2 separate regions of the Homo sapiens genome follow, and region 1 is linked to region 2. A link is an interaction called in ENCODE POLR2A ChIA-PET data of the cell type or tissue named here. Cell type or tissue: CD4-positive, alpha-beta T cell. All regions are shown on one strand. Each heading gives the region's core, and the rest is flanking DNA. Links, peaks and the distances in the headings are about the cores only.

Region 1 (11,911 bases), core at 3,828-8,827, 54 kb after region 2:
GGAGCTGCCTGCCAGTCCCGTGCCATGCGCCCGCACTCCTCAGCCCTTGGGCAGTCGATGGGACCGGGTGCCATGGAGCAGGGGGCGGTGCTTGTTGGGGAGACTCAGGCCGTGCAGGAGCCCACGGGGGTTGGGGGAGACTCAGGCTGTGCAGGAGCCCACGGCTGGGTGGGGGTAGACTCAGGCATGGTGGACTGCAGATCCTGAGCCCTGCCTCGCGGGGAGGCAGCTAAGGCCTGGCGAGAAATCGAGCGCAGCGCCAGTGGGCCAGTACTGCTGGGGGACCCGGCGCATCCTCCGCAGCTGCTGACCCAGGTGTTAAGCCCCTCACTGCCGGGGGCCAGCAGGGCCGGCCGGCAGGCCAGCCGCTCCAAGTGCAGGGCCCGCCAAGCCCACACCCACCCGGAACTCTAGCTGGCCTGCAAACACCGCGCGCAGCCCCGGTTGCCACCCGTGCCTCTCCCTCCACACCTCCCCGCAAGCCGAGGGAGCCAGCTGCAGCCTCGGCCAGCCCGGAGAAGGGCTCCCACGATGCAGCGGTGGGCTGAAGGGCTCCTCAAGCGCAGCCAGAATGGGCGCCGAGGCCGAGGAGGCACCGAGAGTGAGCCAGGGCTGCCAGCACGCTGTCACCTCTCAATAGGAAGTTGGAATATGCTTTGTATAAGAAAGAATGGATAGACCTTTAAAGTTCTAGTGGAGACTTTGAGGAGAATGTTAGAAAATGAAGTTCACAAGGTTGGTAGAAGTTTGGTTGTAGAATGACGATGTCAGACCAAGGACAGGTGAAAAGGGTATGTGAATGTGTATATTTTTGAGGGGTAGGGGACAGGAAGTTTCATTTATAAAGCAGTGTTTTAGTTTTAGTTTTTTTTTTTTTTTTTTGAAGACAGGATCTCACTCTGTTACCCAGGCAGTGCAGTGGTGTGATCTTGGCTTGCTGCAACCTCCACCTCCCAGGCTGAAGCAATCCGCCCACCTCAGCCTCCCAAGTAGCTGGGACTACAGGTGTGCTGCCACCAGGCCCAGCTAATTTTTGTATTTTGTAGAGATGGGGTTTTGCCATGTTGCCCAAGCTAGTTTTGTTTTTTAACAGACGTAGGAGAAATGGGGAAGCCAGTTTCGGGACCATAGTATTGACTCAGATATCAGTGATGGGAAGTCTGAACTTGAGTGTAAAGTATGTGGTTCTCAAGAGTCTTAAAAAAATAAAAATAAAAAAGAATTTGATGTATGAATGGAGAGAGGAAAAATATTTTAAGGGTAATTCTGTAGAGTTTGAATCTGGATGACCATGAAAGTGCTTGTGCCATTGAAAGAAATGACTTCCAGAAAATGAAAGTGATGAACCTGAATTTTGATATTTGTTAATAAGTCTGAGCTAATAGTATGTTGAAAGTGTCTAGTTTGTATCTGGAGATTGGTCCTGAGAAGAGATCAGAATCAGCAGTCTAGATATGAAAGTCTTTTGCATGGAGATGGTGTAGAAATTATGGCAGTGTATGAAATTGAGGCAGACAGTTTTGAGTTTGAATTGCAGAATTATGAGAACTGAACTTAGGGTTACACCTGGTCTTTGGGGGCCAAAAGCAGAAAGTTAAGAAAAGTGAGAACCATCAGAGAAATAGAAAGAGAACAGGGTAGTATGTCAGCAGCTAAGAGGAATCTCAGATGGTATTGAATGTTGACTTGAGAGTATTGAGAAAAGTTCAGCAGGTTTTGTGTTTGAATCATTTGATAAGACCTAAGAACTGTGCTGTTCAATATGAAAGCCGTTGGTCACATGTGGCTTATAAACCTAAAATTAATTAAAATTAAAAACTTATTTCCTCAGTTGCATTAACTACATTTAAAGTGCTAATTACCACATGTGGCAAGAGGCTATCATATTGGACAGCACTGATAAATAACTTTTCTTTTTTTTTTTTTTTGAGACAGGGTCTGTCACCCAAGTGAAAGTGCTTCTAAAATGAGATTTTAAAAAGGTGAGTCAATGTTTGGAGAACCAGTCAGATGCTGATAATAGAAGGGAGAATAAAGATACTTTTGGGTGACTTCTCAGTAAATTAGGAGGCAAAATCATCTACAGATTGTAAGGTGCAAGGAAAGGGGAATGAGGATTTGAGGACAGAGGGAAAAAAATTGGAACAGCCAATGAAGGGCTATGTACATTGCCAGCATAGGATGAATGAAAGGTTACCAAGCAACAGTGATGGCTCAGGTAATGTAAAGTTTAGGGCTTTATTAGCCCTCCTGTAATCTCTTTCCTTGGTGTTTAGCAGCCTAAGAACACCAGAAAGTGGATGATAAGAATTACCATCAGGTGTGGCAGAAGTTCAGCGAGACACAAGGGATTACCACGGATGCTAAGCGAAGCCAGAGGAGGGTTGGATTGAGAGTGTGTCCACATAACTAGGGAACAAAGTGAGGATGAAGATTGAGTTCAAAAATAAACGGAGTGAAAGGGACAGGAAGTTAAATATCGTGGTTGGAGAAGAGATAGTGCCAAGCCTGACTTCTTGGAGGAAGAGCAGTTCTAGTTGAAGACAGAGTTTGAGCTGGGTTGTGTCTGTAGGAGACATCTGAATGTAGAACTGATTTTTTTTCCAAACCTGCTTCCTCTCCGGGGTTCCCCTATTTCTGTTAATGGGATCATCATCACTCAAATTAGAATACTTATAGATTTATTTGATCTTTATCAATTAATTATCTTAAAAGTTTATAGTTCTAAGGTTCAAGTCTTAGTTTAGCCACTTAAATCTTGATCAAGTGTTTCTCTAGGTCTGACTGTCCTCATCTGTAAAATGGCAGAAATCATGTTACTTTAGTGGGATAAGATATGTAAAGTACTTTGCACAGTGCTTAGAACACAGAAAAGATTTCACTAAGTGCTAGCAACTATTTATTATGATAATTATTATTTATTCTTATATCTGATTCATTCCCTTGTCAGGGCGCTCTCTTTTTTTTTTTTTTTTTTTTGAGATGGAGTCTAGTTCTGTCACCCAGGCTGGAGTGCATGGCCTCCCGGGTTCATGCCGTTCTCCTGCCTTAGCCTCCCGAGTAGCTGGGACTACAGGCACCCACCACCACGCCCAGCTAATTTTTTGTATTTTTAGTGGAGACAGGGTTTCACTGTGTTAGCCAGGATGGTCTCGATCTCCTGACCTCATGATCCGCCCACCTCGGCCTCCCAAAGTGCTGGGATTACAGGCGTGAGCCACTGCGCCCGGCCAGTCAGGGCTCTCTTTCAGAGCCTCGTGATCTGGAAGGTAAAATAGCTTCTTTCCTAACTGGTATCTCTGCCTCTACGTTTTCACATGTTTATTTTGTTCTTGACATTTCAGAGTTTTCCTAAAACTGAGATCTGATACACCCCTGCTCCGTTTGTCACAATCTTTGTTTAAAAATCTATTTTCTATTTTTTTTTTTTTTTTAGAGATGGGGTCTTACTGTGTTGCCCTGGCTAGACTCAAACTCCTGGGCTCAGGCAGTTCTCCAGTCTCAGCCTTCTGAGTAGCTGGGACCACAGGTGTGCACCACTGTGCCAAGCTTCCTCACAACCTTCATAGGCTTCCAATTGCAGACTTTTCAAGTTATAAAAACTGTCAAGAGGTAATAGAGCCCAATGTAGAATAAAAGTTGGTGATAGAGGCTATAGCAATGCATTACTACTATGGTGACTCATTGTACATCTAAAGGACCGGAAGTAGCTTTAAAACTTTTTAAGACTATTTACAATTTCACATAGAATTAGCCAGATTTTCCTTTTTTGATTTATTTTTCACCATCAACTTAGGCAAGTATGGTTCAACGTAGAATGAGGGAAAATTAGAAAATTTTTTTTGTTTTGTTTTAAATATGGCAAATTCTGTTTAAAGAAAGTATTCATATCTTTCTAGGGTTTTCCGGCTAGGAAGGATTTCCTCAACATAAACAGAGTTGAGAATAGTTGACAGTTATCTGGAGCAAGATTAGAATAAATAGAAATAACTAGGTACCAAAGAGGGTGTATATCTTTGTTTTCCTAAGCTTTTCTCTCCAACACCAAATGACTAGAGTTGCCTTTCCTTCCTAGCTCAGGGAGTTTCAAAAGAGCAATACCTTCAAGCATCAGAATTGATAGACAGGTGTTACTGTGTTTACCTCTAACTCCCTGTTGCCTGCAAAGTCCAAATAATATCCTAGTGCTTAAGGAGAGAATATAGCCAACCAGAAAAGAGTGTAGGGCTCTGGATTCAGGCTGACCTAGGTTCACATCTTAGCTTTGCCACTTAATAGCAGCTATGTAATCTTGGGAAATATGCATAACCTCCCCAAATCTTAGAAGACAGCATTAGACAAAGTATAGGTGTAAAATAGTTTAGTTCGATTATAGCCATTTAGTAAATTGAGTAAGTGCGAGTGATTATTGTGTGGCAGGTATTCTGGATTGGGGATGGGAAGGATGGGCATAATACCTTAACAAGGATTCCCTCTCTCCTACCCTAGAAAGTCCCTTCTTTAAGAAGTTGACAGCCTGGACAACATAGCAAGACCTTGTCACAATAAAAAATTTAGCTGGGTATGGTGGCACTTGCCTGTTGTCCTACTGGAGAGGGCTGAGGCGGGATGATTGCTTGAGCCTAGGGGTTTGAGATTACAGTGAGCTATGATTGCACTACTGCACTGCAGGCTGGGCAACAGAGCAAGACCCTGTCTCTTAAAAAAAAAAGGTTTAATTAAGGCCCTTCCTGATCTATCCTTCCAACCCTATCTTTAGCCCCCTCACCTCCTTGAACTTTAATCTCCAGTGGTATGCTGTCTCAGGGTTATGTCTTTAAATATAGCCTTCCCACTGCCTTCCCATTTGCCTTTATTCTTTCCACCTGTCAGTGGATTCATCTCCTCTGTGAAGCCTTCATTGTTTCTTTTTGACAGTAAATCACTGTCCTCTCTGTTAAGTAGGCATTTTATGCACATTTTTGTTATTGTGCATATTATAATTATTTATTTGAGTGTGTCTTCCCTACAGGTGAGGGCTTCTGGTCAGATCTTATTTATCATTTCTCCAGCAGCATTAAGCACATAGCAGGTACTCAGTAGAAGTTTGCTGTATGAATAAATCTCACTTCTATACTAAGTCCACATCCAAAGTGCTAGGACTTAAGGAAATGTGAATGGCTGTTAAGTATTTGTACTTAATACATTTGCAGTTTGTTTTACTGGAGTTAACATTCCTCTTGAGTGTTTATCATATTCCAGACATTATGCTAAGACGTGTGCTATATACACTATTTCAGTCAACTCCCACAGCTCCCAGGTCCTCAAAGGAAGAAACTGCAGGGAGAATCAGAACTCAGAAACAGGTCTGCTTGACCCAAAAGTTCTACTTTCGGCTCTACTAAACTGTTGCGCCTGTTCAGTAACTCAATATTGGTTCACAGATTGTACATAACCCATAGTATGTTGATAGTCCTGGAAGTCATTGGCTAATGGGGTTCACCTTCATTTAAGAGATACAGAAGGTACTCGGTTATTTCTTAATATTTTCATTTATAGTTCATCTACAGGAAAACATGTCATTGAAGCTCTTCCATAAGGCAAAGAAGTATTTTGTAATTAATAAGCATAATTTTCAAATCTAGGATTTTTTTTTTTTTTACCACCAGTGTACCATGGAATCTCTCTAGTCATATGTCTGTCAAAACTGTCACAGCCTATTCCCAAATGTATGTAGCTCTCTTTTCAAAGGCTTTAATTCAGTCATATAGTTTCTGTTTTTGTGGAGACTCATGTAGTTTTTATAGGGATCACACAAATGTACCATATTTTAATTTTTCATATGTTTTGTTATAGCTGTTTATAATGATATGAATGAGAGGCATAAATGTTAGTTGAGTTATTCCAGTGCTGAGTTTCAGTGGATTTCTTAATCTCAGCATTATTGACATTTTAGGCCAGGTAATTCTTTGTTTTTGGGGTCTGTTTTGTGCATTGTAAGATGTTTAGCAGCATCCCAGGCCTCTACTCACTATATACCAGTAATCTCACACTTTGTGACAACCAAAAATGTCTCCAGACATTGCTGAGTATCTCCTGGAAGGCAAAATTACCTTCATTTGGGAACCACTGGCTTAAAGGTACTTAGAGCCAACAAAAGTAGAATTAAAAAAAAATTTTTTTTTAAATCTAGTTACCTTTAAAAAAACAACTTTATTTATATATATCCATACCATATTATACAACAACTTCAAGTGTATATTCAATGGCTTTTGGTATATTGATAGAGTTTTGCAGCTATCACCACAATCTAGTTTTAGAACATTTATATGACCTCATAAAGAAACCCTTATTAGCAGTCATTCCCCATTTCTCCTTTCTATCCTCCCCAGCCCTAAGCATATTTGGTTATCTTTTTATGTTTAGGAATATACATCCTGCTTGCTTATTTTAAGTCAGATCATTATGTAAACCAAATCCTATTTTAGAGTGTGTTTATTGAAAGTTATTTGCAATGTTAGGAGACATATTTTTTGAGAGGACCTTAGACATTTTCTTAGGCAGATTCCAAGTTTAATCTGTAAAGGAAGTCAATCTAGGTAGGCTCAGTTAAGAATCATTTTAGTATTATTCAGAACAGAAAAAATCCCACTGCCCCCCATGGCAAGTTTTGTATCATAGAAATCAACAGCTTTTGTTTTTCCTGATCAGTTATATTAGAAAACCTTGTTCCCTAGGTTATATGCACAAAACATAATTAAGAAACACATGTACTTTGAACCTGCTGTATGATTATTATTAAATAGGTCAATTTCAGTTTATTGGTTGGTGAGTTTATTTATAGGTAGATAGATAAATAGTTTTGTTTTTCAAATTTGCGGATCTGTCTTACTTACAGAGTAATGTTACTTACTATTTACTATAAGAAAAAACCTTGCAAATCGTCTTTTCCAAAAGAAGAAATAAGGCACAGTTGGATTATTTTGTGTACACACACGCATCTGTTTTAAATTGTGTTCATTTCTGTCCCTATTCCTAAGCTAACAGCACCTTATTTTAATTACTGTAGCTACCTACATATCTTTATTCTACTATTCTGCTTTTTCAGACTTTTCTTAGCTGATTTTTCACATGTCAAATTAGCAGACTTTCATGGAAAAGTTTCGAATTAAATTTGTGATTGCATTCACTTCCTAGAATAATTTTGGAAGAATTGACACATTTAGTTTAATGATTCTTCCTATCCAAGAACATATATTTCTCTCTTTTGAGGTCTTGTTTTATATCCTTTATTAAATCTTCCTCAAGATCTTGCATATTACTAATTAGATTGATTTCTCAGATATTTGTGGTTATTGTTGCTATTATGAATGGAATTTTTTTTTTTTCTTTTTCAATTGTTTGTTGCTGATATGGTTGGGAACTGTTGCTTTTTTATGTTGCTCTTGTATTTGGCCATCTCGCTGATGTACAGATGTCATATTATAATAATTTGTTGATTTTTCTATAGTTTTCTAAGTAATATAATTATATCTTTTGTAAATCATGACAGTTTCGTTACTTCCTTTTAAGTCTTTATTTCTTATATAGATCTGTTATTTCTTGCCTTACTACATTGGCTTAGACCTTAAGGAAATGTACAGTATTAGAGGTGAGAGCAGTAATCACTTCTATTAGAAACTACAGTGAGATATCCAATTTTTTGTTTATTAAATGATTTTATACATTTTACTGAATTTCTCATGCTCCATGAGATGAAACAGCATTCTCCCATACTTCTGGTGGAAATGTAAATGAATGCAGCTCTTTATATATACTCCTGTAATTTTATAATCTAGATAGTCTTACAAATGTTTCATGTCCTTTGATTTAGTAATCTCACTTCTAGGACTATCCCTTGGAAATAATAAACAATATTTTAGTTCAAGTTGCTCATTACTTTATGTTACTTATAATAAGTATTTGGAAATAAATATCTAACAGTACAGTAATGGCTTTGTAAATTATGGTATATGATGAAATATTGCACAACTATTAAAATAATTTGTAATATTAATAACTTAGAAGTACTTATATTACTAAATAAGTAAAAGAGGATAATACAGAATTTTTATATAGTAAAGTTGTATCAGCATCAAAATACATTGAACAAAGATTAAAACAGAACTTAGATCATCACATCAAAATGATAATAGTGGTAATCTATGGGTAATTACTTTCTGGATGATTTCATTTCCTCATTCATAGTTTTCTATGGTGAGCATGCTTTGTTCTTAAAATCAGAAGAAAAAGAAACTTAAAGTGTATGTGTTTGTAATACTAAACTATTTATTTTCATCAAAATAGGTAGAAAGGGAGAAATCTTAGCCTATTCCCTAAATGGCAAGTTTAGTTATAATTTTTTTTTTTTTTTTTTTGAGACGGAGTCTTGCTCTGTCGCCCAGGCTGGAGTGCAGTGGTGAGATCTCCACTCACTGCAACCTCCGCCTCCCGGATCCAAGTGATTCTCTTGCCTCAGCCTACCAAGTAGCTGGGACTACAGGTGCCCGCCACCACACCCGGCTAATTTTTTTGTATTTTTAGTAGAGACAAGATTTCACCATATTGGCCAGGCTAGGACTAGTTGGTCTCAAACTCCTGACCTTGTGATCCACCTACCTCGGCCTCCCAAAGTGCTGCAATTACAGTCATGAGCCACCATGCTGGGCCTATAATTTTTTAGAGTTAATATTTTTATAATACTCTTTTCAAAAAAAAAACACCTTGCTGAATGTAGATAGCAAATGTCATAGGAGAAATCTGATACCTGAGAGAGTAGTACATAGTTTCAGAACCAAGGTTGAGAGTTATGCTCTGGGATCTGCTTCTAAATGATCTGACTGCCATATCAGTGAGTCAGGGAGGAAGTGTAGCAGATATCCACTTGATTTGGTTTCTTACTGTCTTGTCACCCATGTGCATGTGTATTGTAAACTAGCTGTCATTTAGCAGCCCTGTGATATACTGCTGGCCGAGTTTCGTAAGAAAGCTTCTATGTTTGTATAGATTTTAGATTATCATTCGCTTTATTTAAGAAACATTCATTAAGTACTTTCAGTGTGTCAGGAACCTTGGTAGCCAAAGGACAAATGACATAAAAACCACACAGATGGCCTCTTTCTTGAGCAGCTTTTGTTGGAAATAATTTATGACTAATATTATGATGGAGTGAGATGGTGTCTTACTAGTAAGACCAGAAATACTTAAATTCTAATTCAACCAATTCTTGAGATCCCTTAGGGAGCTAGGTATACCAAAATTCAAGTTAGAATTTGTTGGCTTAGGCATAGGCCCCTGCCTCACAATCCAGAGAACTAGGTTATTCTATATGGAATATGCCTTTTTCCTTTACCAGCTAAACCTGACTTTCCTTTCTACGTGTTAGCTTAAATTCAAGTCGTCTCAAATTTTACTACTCTACTAAGGCAAAAAACTACTGGTACTAAAAGAAAATGAGCAAGAAATGTCCAACAAGCTAGATCTTGTTGAATAGTTAGCAATTCAGATGTCTTACTACCTACCAACAAACTGTCCCCCTCCATTACCTTGGCCCAGTTTCTATATTTGGAAAAAAAAAAAAAAAAAAAAGCAGAACAAAAAAGGAATAAGAAAGATGGCTTGGCTGCTCCAAGCAGCCTTGGAATGTTTTACCTCTGGTAATGTGGAAGAAAAATAAAAGAACGGCCATCCTCAGTCTGTTTCACCATAATGTGTAGTTACAATACCAAGAAATTTTGAGTTATTAAAAAAATTATTTTACAAAGCAGTTTCATTGGTAAGAAGGATTAAAGACTAAAATCTGTAAGATGAATAGACTTTTGTCAGACCAAGGGAGATGGAGGTTTGGGGTGGGAGAATGTGTTGGATTCCAGCTATATTATTCAAATGCTCGGAGACACAGAACATTAGAGAAGACAGGAGTTCACTGTAGGTGATGGTGAGAGTGGGCATGGAGCAGGAGTGCCAAGAGATGAAGTTATAAAACTAAGCAGGAGTTAGATCATGAAGAACTTTATGTACTATGCTAAGAAATACTGACCTTATTGTGAATGTATGGAGGGCCCATTGGCTTTTTGGGGAGCTAGGTCTGCAATATGAATATTAGAAGGGGCAAAACTGGTGATAAGGGCTTGCACTAGTGTACAAGCAATAGGTATGGTGAAAATGGAGACATTTGAGATATTTTGAAGAGGTAGACTTAACAGGGACTTATGATCAACATAGATAATGTATATGGTGGAAAGAGAATAGCTTTTTGAGTTGGATAAGTGTGGGTTCAAATCCCAGCTCTGTCACTTTTCCATTTTAGGATCTTGGATGTTTTACATACCCCTGAGAACCTTAGTTTTCTCATCTTAATTGGGACAGTAAGCTGGGTGCCATGGCTTGTGCCTATAGTCCCAGCTACTTGGGAGGCTGAGGCAGGAGGATCACTTGAGGTCAGGAGTTTGAGTGTAGCGTGGGCAACATAGTGAGACATAATCTCTAAAAGAATTTTAAAAATTAACTAGGTGTGGTGGCATGCATCTGTAGTCCCAACTACTCAGGAGGCTGAGGCAGGAGGATTGCTTGAGTCCAAGAGTTAGAGGCTACAGTAAGCCATGATTGTGCCGCTGTACTCTAGCCTGGGCAAGAGAGCAAGACTCCATTTATTAAAAATAAAAATTTGGGACAGTAATATTTAGCCCATAGGGATGTGAAACAATATATGGAAAACATCCAGTAAAGTGCCTTACCACATAGTAGATATAAAACAATAGTTGCTCTTGTTGTCAGGGTGAAGGAGATAGAGAGGAATCAAGAATGACTTCCAAATTTTCTATTTGAATGGTGAAAAAGAGCTATATTAGGAAAGTGGGCTAAGCTATCTGGTTCTTAGATTGCTTGTGAGGATTCAGGTGGAAGTGTTCACTGGCAGTTGATAGTAAGAGTATGACACTTCTGAGTGGAAGGCACAGATCTGTGAGTTAATCAGCTTACACATAGCAGTAAAAGTTATGAAAGTAGATGAGGTCCCCCAAGAAGAGAGTTAGAATGAGAAGTCAGAACCCTGGAGAGTGGCCTAGGAAGAGTAGAGGGTGTATTTTGTTTGATTGTTTGTTTGTTTGTTTGTTTTTGAGAGGGACTTTCTCTGTCACCCAGGCTGAAGTTGAAGTACAGTGGTGCCATCACGGCTCACTGAAGTCTTGATCCCCAGGGCTCAAGTGATCCTCTCACCTCAGCACCTCATTCTCATGAGTAGCCAGGACTACAGGCACATGCCACCATGCCTGGCTAATTTTTTAATTTTTTTAAGAGATGGCATCTCACTGCGTTGCCTAGGTTGGTCTTGAACTCCTGGGCTCAAGCAGTCCTCCTGCCTCGGCCTCCCAAAGTGCGGGGATTACAGGTGTGAGCCACTGCACCTGGCTGATAAATCTTTTCAGAAAGTGACATAAATTTAGATTTAAGTGCTGATTTTAAAAAATTGCTAAGGCCATGCATGGTGGTGCATGCCTGTAATCTCAGCTACTTGGGAGACCAAGGCAGGAGAATTGCTTGAGCCCTGGAGTTCAAGACTGGTCTGAACAGCAGAGTGAGACCCCCATCTCTTAAAAAAAAAGAAAAAAAAAAGCAACCAAACAAAAAGGAGCTAACAGAGAAGAAGGGGTTTCTGAAATGTAGGAAGTTAGCTCACAGAGTCAAAATTGAATAAGGATGGAGTGGCGAGTGGTGTCAAATGCAGCAGAGCAGTCCTGTAATGGTCACTGAAAAAATGCACAATAGATTTGGTCATTAGAAGGAAGACTGTGAACCAGGAGCTGAGTAAGTCCTTGTGGTAGAGTGCTTTGAATGCCAGACTTTGGTCGGTGGAAGAATGATTAAATGTTATTGAGCACGAAAGTGAGATGAT
Region 2 (11,911 bases), core at 2,685-7,684:
AGCCCTGAGAGCAGGGATATCTGTGGAGCAAGTGCCTAAGGTGGGAGAGGCTGAGAAACTGAGCAAGATGAAGGCATTAGCTTCGTTCTGTGGGATTTGAAGAAAGAAGGAGGGATGAGCGTGGTAAACAGGGTGACAGGAGTTTGATGCATTTCATTTTAAAAGTCACTGAGGAGGCAAGTAGGATGAAGGGTTTGCGAAGTGTGAAGAATGTTTGAAATAGCCATAATGACTGTAGAAGGATTGAGTAGGAAGGATTGAGTTAGATTGAACAGGAAATGAGCTGGTGTTTTCCATGAAGTTGGGGAATACCTGAATTAGGAGTAAATAAGCAAGAAAACTGCAAAGGCAGGCAATTGGAATTTGAAAATGGAATGTTTACTTAATGATTTCAAAAGTAGATCAAATTCCAGGTGAAGGTAGAGTTTTGACCTAGCAATGAGACTGAATGGCTAATTGGGAAAAAGATGTGAAGATATTTGGAATAAAGTCAATGAGCTAAGAAGACAATCAGTTGAATGGAGGACCCGAGTATGAACAAAATTCTGTTTGATGGCAAGTCTTGAGAAGAGGAAACCTTCTCATGAAGGCTGAGGTCTTCAGTGACTGACAATGAGGAAGTAGAGGTATGAAGGTGACGCTCACGTGGAGAGTGTGCTACAACTGAATGGCATGACCTTACTTACAGATGCAGAATTTTTATAAAATAATGGAAGAAGAATCATTCTGAACCTATTTGCCTGCATCTATCATCTAGCAGTTGGGTGAAACTTTTTTTTGTATATATTTCTGACCATGTTACTCCTTATAAAGGAAAAAATTTTTTTCTCTATTTTTCTCTCTCACACTCAACACAGAACACTTCTGTGACCAGATGTTTAGGTTTTTTGTTTTTGTTTTCCACTCACCAAGCAATTCTCCAAAAGACACTAATTGCGTGTCCTATAATCCAATTCAATTTGACACTATTTACCTGGAGACAGTGTCAGGTCCCACAGGTTGAGGGCTCAGTCCCACAAGACTTGCACCCTACTTTAGACACCAGTCACAAGCAAAAGGCCATCACCTCTACTTCTGACAGACTTGGCTACAAACTGGGGTTCCCATGGCCTCCTCCTTGAATTCAATTAATTTGCTACGAGGGTTCACAGAACTCAGGGAAACATTTACTTACATTTGCTGGTTGATCATTAAGGACATTATCCAGGATACAGATGAACAGCTAGATGAAGAGATGGATAAGGCAAGGTATGTGTGGAGGGCAGAGTGGAGCTTCCGCGCCCTCATTGGGCATGCCACCCTCCCATCACCTCCACATACTAAGCATCCAGAAGCTTATCAATTCTAGTTGGAGTTTTCAGAGAGCTTAATCTCCAGCACTCTGCTCCCTTTATCCCGGATGTTAGTAGGTGGGGCTGAAAGTTCTAACCCTCTAATCTTCTAACTATTTGGTCTTTCTGGTGACTGGCCCCATTCTGAGGTTATCTAAGAGAGGCTTCACCTTCGGAGCTTGCAGTGAGCCGAGATTGCGCCACTGCAGTCCGCAGTCCGGCCTGGGCGACAGAGCGAGACTCCGTCTCAAAAAAAAAAAAAAAAAAAAAAAAAAGAGAGGCTTCACCTTAAGCCACTTCATTAGCATAAGCTCAGGTCTTATAGAAAGGGGTTCATTTTGAAAACAGACATTCCTGTCACTCAGAAAATTCCAAGGGCTTTAGGAGCTCTGTGACAGGAACTGGGGACAAAGACAAAATAGATATCCTATGATACCGCACTCCTCTACTCAAACCGTCCCATGACTTCCCACCTCCCACTGAGTACCCCTAGTATCTTCACCATGGCCTTCCCTGACTAGCCTGCCCTGTTTTCTGACTTTAGCTCTTGCCACTTTACAACTTGCCTATCCTGCTCCAGCCAGACTGGCTCCCTTGCCATCCCCAAACCTGACAAAACTTGTGACCATCTCAAGCCCTTTGCACTTGCTTTCCCTCATGTCTGGAAAGCTCTTCCCCTAGTGGCTCCCTCATCTCCTTCAGATCTCTGCTTAGCTGTCCCCTTCCTAGTTTCCTCCTGTACCACCTCCACAGGTAGTCCCTACTCTACATCCCTGTTTAAATTTTCTCCATTGCATTCATCACCACTGAACTTTACATACATTTACTTTTTTTCCCCGGTTAACCACTCCCAAAGGATGTAAGCTACCAGACAGCAGGATTTTGATCATTCTGCTTATTGCTATATCCATAGCAGGCATAAAGACTATTTTTTTGAATGAAGGCCATGACAATGGCTGTGAGCAGGACTCTGACCCTACGTGCTGTATGTGAGATAACTCAGAGAAATGTTTCCATTGAGGGAAGCCATAGGGAGGGAAGAATGTGAGCATGTCAGGGTGTTGTCACCATGCAGGGGCCTTCCAGTGGGCACTCTGGGAGGTGTAGGTGGACCTGTGGGCATAGGTTGCTGATGGTTGAAGCCTGGAGCAGATGGGACACACAGGCAGAGTGGATGTTAGCAGCGGCTAATCCACACAGGTCTGCAGCCTTCTCAGAAGAAAGAAGAATTCAATCCAGGGGCATAAAGCAAAGTGAGAGACCCAGGCAAGTTTTAGAGCAGAAGCAAAAATTTATTAAAAGGTTTAGAGCAGGAACAAAGGGAAGTAAAGTACACTTGCAAGAGGACCAAGCAGGTGACTTGAGAGATCAAGTGCATGGTTTGACCTTTGACTTGGGGTTTATACGACGGCATCCTCCTCCCCTGATCGTTCCCTTGGGGTGGGCTGTCCACATGCATAGTGGTCAGCCAGCACCTGGGAGGGGCCGCATGCACAGTACGTTTACTGAGGTTGCACGCATGCTCACTCGAGGCGTTCGTTCCTTACCAGTGCAGTGCTCCTAGAGGAAGGTGATATAACAGTTAAACTCTGCCATTTTGCCTCTTTGTGGGCATGGTTGAGTCCACTCACCCACCTCCTGAGATCTTATCGGGAAGCTGCTAATCACCAGTTTCAGGTGTTTCTAGATAATGGGAGACTGCCTTTCCTTGGTGCCAGCTGTGACCAATTATTATTTTAGAGAAACAGTTTAACAACTGCTTGACCATCACCTGATGGCTGTCCAACCAGACATCTTGGTGGAGCCTGCCTCTTGGTGGAGGCAGGAGGGTGTGCTCTGTCCTGCCCTGCTCATGTCTGACTAGCTACCTACTGTAACAGGAGGAACTTGCTTTTAAGAAAGTCTCCAAGAATAAAGACAGGGATGGGAAGTATGGTAAAATTTTCTGGCTTTCCAAAAGATATATTCCTAACAGGCTGCCTGGATAGATTGTACTTCTCAAGGAATTCACATGAGAAACAGAAACAGACATGAGTGTGGGAAGAACACAAGATTTTTGGAAGGATTTGCCCATCTTGTGGTTGCATGTGTTACCAAGGGCTCCCTGGCCTAGAAGTAGGAAGGCAGGCAGACAGCAGGTGGATGGTTCGAGATTGGATAGTACCAGGGTGCCTTATGAAGTGTTTTCCACAGCAGCAGCTCCAAGGGTTGAGGGGTTGGCCCTGGAGTTATGTCAGGTCCAGCCAGGCCTCCTGTTTTTTTTTTCCCACCTCAAATGTGCTTTCCCCGTATTTTCCTGCTTCTACACCTCGGCTCACCTACACTGTTCTGTCTGGAATTCCCTTCCCCTCCCACCCTACAGCTATTCACATTTTGGGCATCCTTCAAGATCCAATTCAAGCTCAAGCTCCCTGACAAAGTTTTCCCTCACAGCCCCAGCCTGGAGGGATTGCTCCTTGCCTTAAACTCCCATTACAGTTATTGACTGGAGAATTCATTTTGCAATTAATCACCTACTGCCTTGTGACATCTCTTCAATTATGGCTTCAATTGAACTTTTATTTATGGTTTCTGGGTTGTATAACTTCTCCTGTGATGATGGTTTGTCATCTCTCCAGCTTCCCTGTGGGCTTCTTGAAGCCAGGAGCACCTTTTGCTTGTCTTTGGAGCCCCCATCACTCCACACAGCTCCTTACACAGGAAGATATACAGATTATATAAGCTGATACACTTTATTAATCATTAATATTCCATGCTGACACCTAACTGATAATCCTGTTTACTTTCAAATGATTATTTAACATGCGAGTATTGTAATAATATTTCTTCCCACTACAAACATGTTGTGTACTCTCCCTTTTCCATCACAGATGTTTCTGAGGACTAATGCTGTTCAGTTCTCTTGTCAATTTGATCTTAATTTTTCAGCAGAGATGGGAGAGCTTGGTAATAAGCGAACAGCTCTGGAAACAGGTGTCCTGGTTGGAGTCTTAGCTCTGCCATTTGCTAGAAGGATGAGCCTGGGCAAGTCATTTAACTTTTCCATACCTCAGTTTCTTCATCTGCAAGATGTGGATTATAACAGGCTTTTCACTGATCTATTTTGGGGGTTAAACAAATTACACCATGTGACATTCTTAGGTCAGCATCTGGTGAATGGTGAAGCCCTTGATAACTTGCTAGCTGTTATTTCTGTGTGACTGGAAATTTCCAAATTTAAAGTATGAGATTCACATGTCTTTCCACTCTTCTTTTATCACTAAAGAACAGAGAGCAGGCAGTGAAGCTGCCTCTCTACCTCAGAACACCAGGCTGCAGTCTAAACTCTGCCACTTAGTTTGTGTTATTTTAGGCAAGATACTCAACCTCTTTGGGGTGCTGTGAAGATCAGAGAGTAAACATCTGTGAAAGTACTTTGTAAACAGCATACTTGCTTACCCAAAGCAAGGAGCTGTGGGTGAGAACAGGAAATACATTTAACTGGTTCAGTTTTGAAAATCTTACCCTTAGAAAATTCGCTTTAGGAAAAGAGTAACTCTTTGTCTCTCTTTGGTTGAATTACCCTAATTATCTTATGCGGCCTTCATATTTCTTTTCTTTTTTATGTTTTTTCGTTGTTGAGGGTTTTCTTGTTGTTGTTGTTGTTGTTGTTGTTGTTGTTAAAAAAAAAAACTATTGGTGCTGTGGGAAGTCTTTCTGAGCCTATGATATGCTTCCTTTTCTCATCTGTAAATCTGGTTGGTCTACTAAACAAACAGCCGCATTCACCAAAGTCAGACACATCCTTCATGATTTAAAATCTGTGGCTGTGCTTTGACAAAGGAGCTCTGTAGGGAATGGTAATGCGATTAGGATGGTAACTGGCTGGAGGAGCAGGAACATGCCAACCAAACAACTCTCTTTGCAGGGTTCCTTGGAGACAAGTGTCAGAGGCAGGTTAAGAGCAAGGTTTCTGGCACCAGGCACTTGGGTTCAAATCCCCACTCCCTACCATTTATTTTCTGGGTAATCTTGCAAATTATTAAAACTCTGAGTGCCTCTATTTTCACATCTGTGAAATAAGAACAACTATAACACCTAACTTTTAGAGCTAATGGGGGATTAAATCAGTCAATACATGTAAAGTGCTTATATATAACACAGTAAGTGCTAAGTATTTGTAATTAACATACACATAGTCACTGGCAGCAAAGGCATGTCTTTTTGTACTAAATGAGCCTTCCCAAATGTCAGTGCATCCTGAGAAGCTGTGCTATGACAAATAGAGGATTCATTTTGTTTAGTCTGGAGGTTTAAAAATAATACATGCCTAATAGGTTTCTCTTCCTCTTTCCCCTTTTCCTCAAGGCCACAGCCAAGGTTAGGAAAGGTGGATCTGGAACATACTGATTAGCTTGAAAAAGATAAGAGAGTGAGTGAGCTCCAACACTGGTTGAGCCTGTCATCTAGGTCTTCCTAGGGCAGGAGTCATTCCCAATGAATTTGCTCCCTGGCTTATTTTGTCCAGCTGATAGAGAGAGGAAAAGAAAAAGGATGATGATGAAGAGGAGGGAAGAGAGAGAAAAATAAAGAGAATTGGTTTAGAGAATCTGGGCCTCTCTCTGGAGTAGGAGCCAACCCTTGGCCCCATCGTTCCTCTTCCACCTCTTAGAAGGGAATGTGGTAGCCAGAGAGATGCCTGGACCTTCTGCAAAGTATAACTTGCCCTCAAGTTTGAACTACCTTGTCTCATGAGTTGCATGAAAGGAAGAGAACCCATAGAATGAAAGCTCAATAAGAATCAGGCAGATTGGGCCTTCTCTTAGGAAAAGAAGGCCAGCCCCTCACTCCTTCTTACCTTTCTGACCTTATAAAAGAAAATGCATTCAGGCTGGGCGCGGTGGCTCATGCCTGTAATCCCAGCACTTGGGGAGGCCGAGGTGGGCGGATCATGAGGTCAGGAGATCAAGACCATCCTAGCCAACATGGCGAAACCCCATCTCTACTGAAGTAAAAAAAATTAGCTGGGCGTGGTGGCGCGTGTATGTAGTCCCAGCTACTCACGAAGCTGAGGCAGGAGAATCGCTTGAACCCGGGAGGCGGAGGTTGCAGTGAGCCGAGATCGCGCAACTGCACTCCAGCCTGGCGACAGAGTCTCAAAAAAAAAAAAAAAAAAAAAGAAAATGCATTCCAAGAACCCAAGGGAGGGATCCTCAGAACTGCAGAGCACTGCAGAAGTTTGTGGGCGGGGGGGAGCCATGGACATTGTTGTTTAGTTTAGCACTTCTCAAACTTTGCTGTGTGTCGAATCACCTGGAAATTTTGTTAAAACACATGGGTGGGGCTGAGATTCTGCATTTCTAACAAGCTCCCAAGTGACCCCATCTCTGCTGGACTGAGGAGTTCAATTTGAGTACAGTCTTCTAGATGAATGGTGTCCTAGAGCTGCATGATATAATAGTTTCCTGCCAACCTACTACCTCCTTGATAATGTGGCCCATCTGTGTACACTTAAACCTGGCCACTTGCGTCTTGGATACAGAGTGACAAGAAATGCCCTAGTCCTTGATTCTGATCCCGAACTTTGAAAGAAAGAAGAAGGAACAAAGAGTACAAAGGTTCTTATCTTGGCCAACCAGTTATGTGAGTGATTTTTTTCCATTCCATTCACAAGCTAGAATTGGCTGAAGGAAGCCTAATATGATTATCACAGCTTGGTGACATTTTATGAACTCTTGTCTTACGCCTTAAATTCGAGGATGTGAAATAAGATTATTTGTCATCTTCCTGATGACACGAGAACTCCAAATGACATCTTTAAAAATCTTATCCTTATGACTACCCAAATCTTATTAGTCTTTCAGTTTAGCTATCATGAATTGCACAACTTCTATATATCAGCGCTTTACATACACACTTTTATTTAATTTTTCCCCTCAAATATTTCAAGATAGACATCATCACTTCAATGTTACAGATAAAGGAATTGAGGCTCAAAGAGATCACATAGTTTGCCCCAGGTTACCTGGCTGAGGCAGGATAGGAAGCTAGGTGTGTCTTACTTCATTTCCTTTCTCTTTTCACTACCTGTCTCAGAGATAACAGGATAATTATTTTAAAATTAAGAAGAATTATTCATACCTGTAATCCCAGCACTTTGGGAGGCCGAAATGGGCAGATCACGAGGTTAGGGGTTCGAGACCAGCCTGGCCAACATAGTGAAACCCCGTCTCTACTAAAAATACAAAAAAAATTAGCCAGGCATGGTGGCGGGTGCCTGTAATCCCAGCTACTTGGGAGGCTGAGGCAGGAGAATGGCTTGAACCCAGGAGGTGGAGGTTGCAGTGAGCCGAGATCACGCCATCACACTCTAGCCTGGGCAACAGAGCAAGACTCCGTCTCCAAAAAAAAAAAGAAAAAAAAAAGAAGAATTATTCATTATTTAGAAACAATTTAAATCTCACAGTTGTTTGATATCCACTGACTTCCTTGATATGAATTTACTGCAAAGCTATTGAAGCTTAAGTTTCAAGGACCATTCACTCGCAAAAGTGCCTTCTAAGCCTCTGTATCTATTTTTATTCATAATTTTGTATCCTTTGTTTGGAAAAAGTGCCCCCCAACCTTAAAAACTTTGGTCTCCACAGAATTTGGGTCTGGATGCTGTCAGATGCATAAATCCTCTTTTACAACATTCCCAGTAAGTCATAGTTGAGGCTGTGCTTGAATGCCTCTGATTCAGACGAGTTCACCGCCTCAAGGGAGTTTGTTTCATTTCAGATCATTCTCATTCTTTAGGATTTATGCATTTAAATTATTTATCCTTTTACCAACATTTCTCCAACCCAGAAGTTCTTTTTATATTGTGCCAAAATCTACCTCCTGCCAACATCCATTTATTGATCTTAGTTCAGTCCTCTGAAACTACAGTAAGTCCTTACTTAACATCATCAATAGGTTCTTGGAAACTGTGACTTTAAGAGAAACAACAAACCAATTTTACCATAGGCTAATTCATATAAACAAGTGTTAAGTTTCCATGGCATATTTCTGGTCACAAAAACATTGCCAAACTTAAATAAAGACCCCAAACAGGCGAGGCATGGTGGCTCACACCTGTCATCCCAGCACTTTGGGAGGCTGGGGCTGGAGGATCACCTAAACCCTGGAGTTCCAGCCTACAATGCCATGATCGTGCCACTGCACTCCAGCCTGGGGTCAGAGCAAGACCAGACACTTCTAGTATTAAACATTGAAATAAATGTGAGCTACATATACATTTAAGAAAGATTAATAAAACAATGTAATGTTTACCTGCTTATTTTAGTTCAGGGTCAAAGGTGGTTGGAGCTTATCCCCAAAGCTCAGAGCCAAGGTGGGAACTAACCTTGGACAGGATGCCTTCCTGTGGCAGAGTGCACTCACACACACACACACTCACTCACTCACACCAAGACCATGTAGATATGACGATTCACCTAACGGGCACAATTTTGGGATGTGGGAGGAAAACCAGAGGACTGCAGAAAACCCATACAGTCATGGGGAGCACGTGCAGACTCCACACAGAGTGGCCTTGCTGGGAATTCATTTCTTTTTCTCATCAGTGTTACAATAAAACGATGTTGAATGAAACAGCGTTATTTGAGGATCTACTGTACCTAAAGTAAACCTAATCCCTCTTCATGAATAGGCCTGAAATATTTGAAGACTGTTACAGTACCCTTTCCAAAATCATCCACCATCCTTAAAACCATTCTCGTCTCTTGCCATCCTGGCCCATCTTTTCTTCCAGTTGTTGCTGTCCTTCTTAAAAAACATTCTGGATTTGGCTTGACTAACAGAGAACAAAGCAACCCTACTGCTATACTAATTTGTTGAAGACTTTGCATTCATCACTATGGAAATGTATTACTGATATTATATTTGACTCCGTGTTGCAACTTGCCCAATTACATGGTACCCTGATTTTGTTTCCACCCCAGCCTTCACAGTCCTGAGAAACACTTCCTACTTTTCTTTTGGTTATGTTGTTCACATTCACATGATCTGTCAGGAGTTGGCCAAAGATTTGGCAGGACTTAACAAGAAGGCTTCTTGGCATATTCCAGACACATTATCTGAGAAGACAGCACACCTACAAGTGTCCTCGCACAAAACACCACTGTGTCTATGATGCATGACAGACATTAACCCCTTTCATAATCATACTTTAACCCAAATTTTCTCAAACCACTTACCACCTTTGGAAAAAAATATTTGTGGGCAGAGCTCATTGAACAGGATAATTATACGTATTTTTTTCTTTTTTGGTCACATTTGCCATTTATGTCCTTTTCTACACGGAGTTCTCTCAACCTTTTGCCTTCTGTTTTTGTTTTTTTCCCAATATTCCATCTGTTTTGTCTAGGAACTCGTTACCTTCCCTGGTGTGTAGAGATGGAGAAGCACCCCAACTCCTGTATCATGTTCCTTGAGTGCACAAGCCACACTCAGGTGATACGCCCCTTTGGAGGGAAGCCAACCCATGTATGCCTGCAGTTTTCAATCTTGCTACTCTCCTTGCCACACTCTTTCTCCTGCATCCCAGCCCTTCTTCTCCTCCTACATTTCTTCTACATTACCTTAAAGAGCCCTTCTCATCTCCCTAATGCCTTTTCCTTTTGTTAGACAAACTCAAGTCTTTTAGGTCTAGAAGTTAGTAAACTTCAGAGTTCAGATCGTTTTGGAGATAAAAGGAGACTTCCCCACCCTCTTACATTAAATTTGAACTGCTTTCTGTAAGCTTTATAGTAAATTGCTTTTAAAAAACAAAAATGTATATAGACCCTAAAGTCCAAAAAGGTTGATGACCCCAGAAGCTATTATTTCCTCACTACATACAGGGGAACAGCAAAATCAAGGTTTAATTTTCATGAAAGATGGTTTAAACACTGTAAACCAGAAGGAAAGAAATTCAAATTAATTATTAAGTACCTGCCATCGAGATTACCTTATTTAACTTTCTTACTAACTCTATATGGTAGAAATTATTATGAAGATTTTTACATACTAATGAGGAAACTCTGAGAGGTTAAGTAACTCACTTGAGAACTAAGATGGTAGCCCTTGCTTGCCTGGTTTCAAAGCCAGCTAAGTTTTACCCTACTTGACCTCACTCACTTTGGAATGGCTATTAGCCAAGCTGCATGAACTCTATTAATGATACTCTAAAAAAATTTGTATTTTCATGGCCCCACAAAAATATGAGTGGGCTTAAAGGGTAGTGGCTTGACAAACCAGAAAACAATCCTGAGTAGTTTAAAATGAATACTTCCCATCTTCTTTATACTTCATTTTTAAACTTTGAATTCACTTATAGATGAACTTGATATTTGTTCCTCTGAGCCTTGTTTGACTACTGTATTTAAACTAAGAATCTGTTATAAAAAAACAGAGTAGGCTTTGTACACAACTGTTCTTGTTATTAGAAAGCAGAATTAAACTAAAACCTAAAGAGTAAAATCTCTTGCAATGGCAGATATTCTTAAATATCTAGTTTCCAGTTGATTCATTTAGTTATTTTAAGGGTGTTGGTATAAATTCTATAAATGTCCCAGGGCAACTTTTGTCTTTTTTGTTTCAAATAATTTCAACTTTTATTTTAGATTCAGGGGGTTACATGTGTAGGTTGGTTACATGGGTATATTGCATGGTGCTGAGATTTGGGGTATGACTGATCCAAGGGAGACTTTTGAACAGTTTAGAATAACAAAATTACAGACCCTTGGGTTTTAAATTAACATTCGATTTATTAAAGTCACAGTTTTGTTCCTCAGGCCTTCAAGTCCAATTTTCACACCTTATTGGTCAATTTTTAAGTCTATAAGTATTTGAATAAAATAATAATTTTTACCCAATATTTGATTTAATGCTCTATTAATCTCAAAATAAACACAAAAATTTTAAAAATAATTTCATGTATGTAATTTATTAATTAGTTCAAACTACTTTCCTAAATTTAATACAATTAATTCTTCCAAGCATTTTTTGGTTAAACAATTTTTTTGCCTGTGACACAGCCCTCAGGAGATCCTGAGAACATGTGCCCCCTTCCAAGCATTTTAAATGCCTGAAATGGCAAAGTCATAGCCCTAACATTCAAATGACATTTATGAAATAGCTATCAGTCTTTGGAGCTAGGAAATGCTTTGCTATCTCTGAGAAACTGGCAATTTTTTTCTTTCTGATATGCAATTACACAACCAACCATGTTTCTGTACTTGCTGTGGCTGCTAGGAAGCTCAGGGTCAAAATTAAAGCTCAGATGAAACATATACATTGACACTATTGGTCATGTTTGTTTTCTCTTTTTCATTGGAACTGATTTTCTATTTCAATTTATATTTTACTATTTTATTACCTATGACTCAAGTTCTTTAGAGAAGAAAAATATTATCAATGAAAATAAATCAGGAAATAGAACCTGAATGTTATTATCACTGGCTGCCCTTGGATAGTTAAGAGAATCCATAACTATCATTAAAAATCAATGCCTGCAGCTGCTAGGGAGACTATCTGTTAATAATATTGGGAGTGCTTCCTCTGGGATACATTCCTCT

Evidence for each region. ChIA-PET counts read pairs that join two places held together with the same protein. Peaks named below come from ENCODE experiments on the same cell type or tissue, not always from the same donor. Only the 100,000 strongest peaks of a DNase experiment are listed, where the experiment ranks them.
Region 1: POLR2A ChIA-PET joins it to region 2 with 8 read pairs; 12 of 35 experiments call an interaction of 5 or more read pairs at or near these places.

What each region holds. Positions count from the first base shown.
Region 1 is chr7:21,461,164-21,473,074 of GRCh38, forward strand. All of the region lies in intron 3 of SP4 (Sp4 transcription factor), which reads left to right. It overlaps MIR1183 (microRNA 1183), which reads left to right and starts at 9,895; the gene lies at 9,895-9,983. In CD4-positive, alpha-beta T cell, for the core only: no CTCF peak of the experiment used is centred there; no DNase peak of the experiment used is centred there.
Region 2 is chr7:21,408,003-21,419,913 of GRCh38, forward strand. No RefSeq gene overlaps it. Among named protein-coding and RNA genes, the nearest start is that of SP4, 14 kb to the right of the region's middle. In CD4-positive, alpha-beta T cell, for the core only: no CTCF peak of the experiment used is centred there; no DNase peak of the experiment used is centred there; H3K27ac peaks cover 1,452 bases.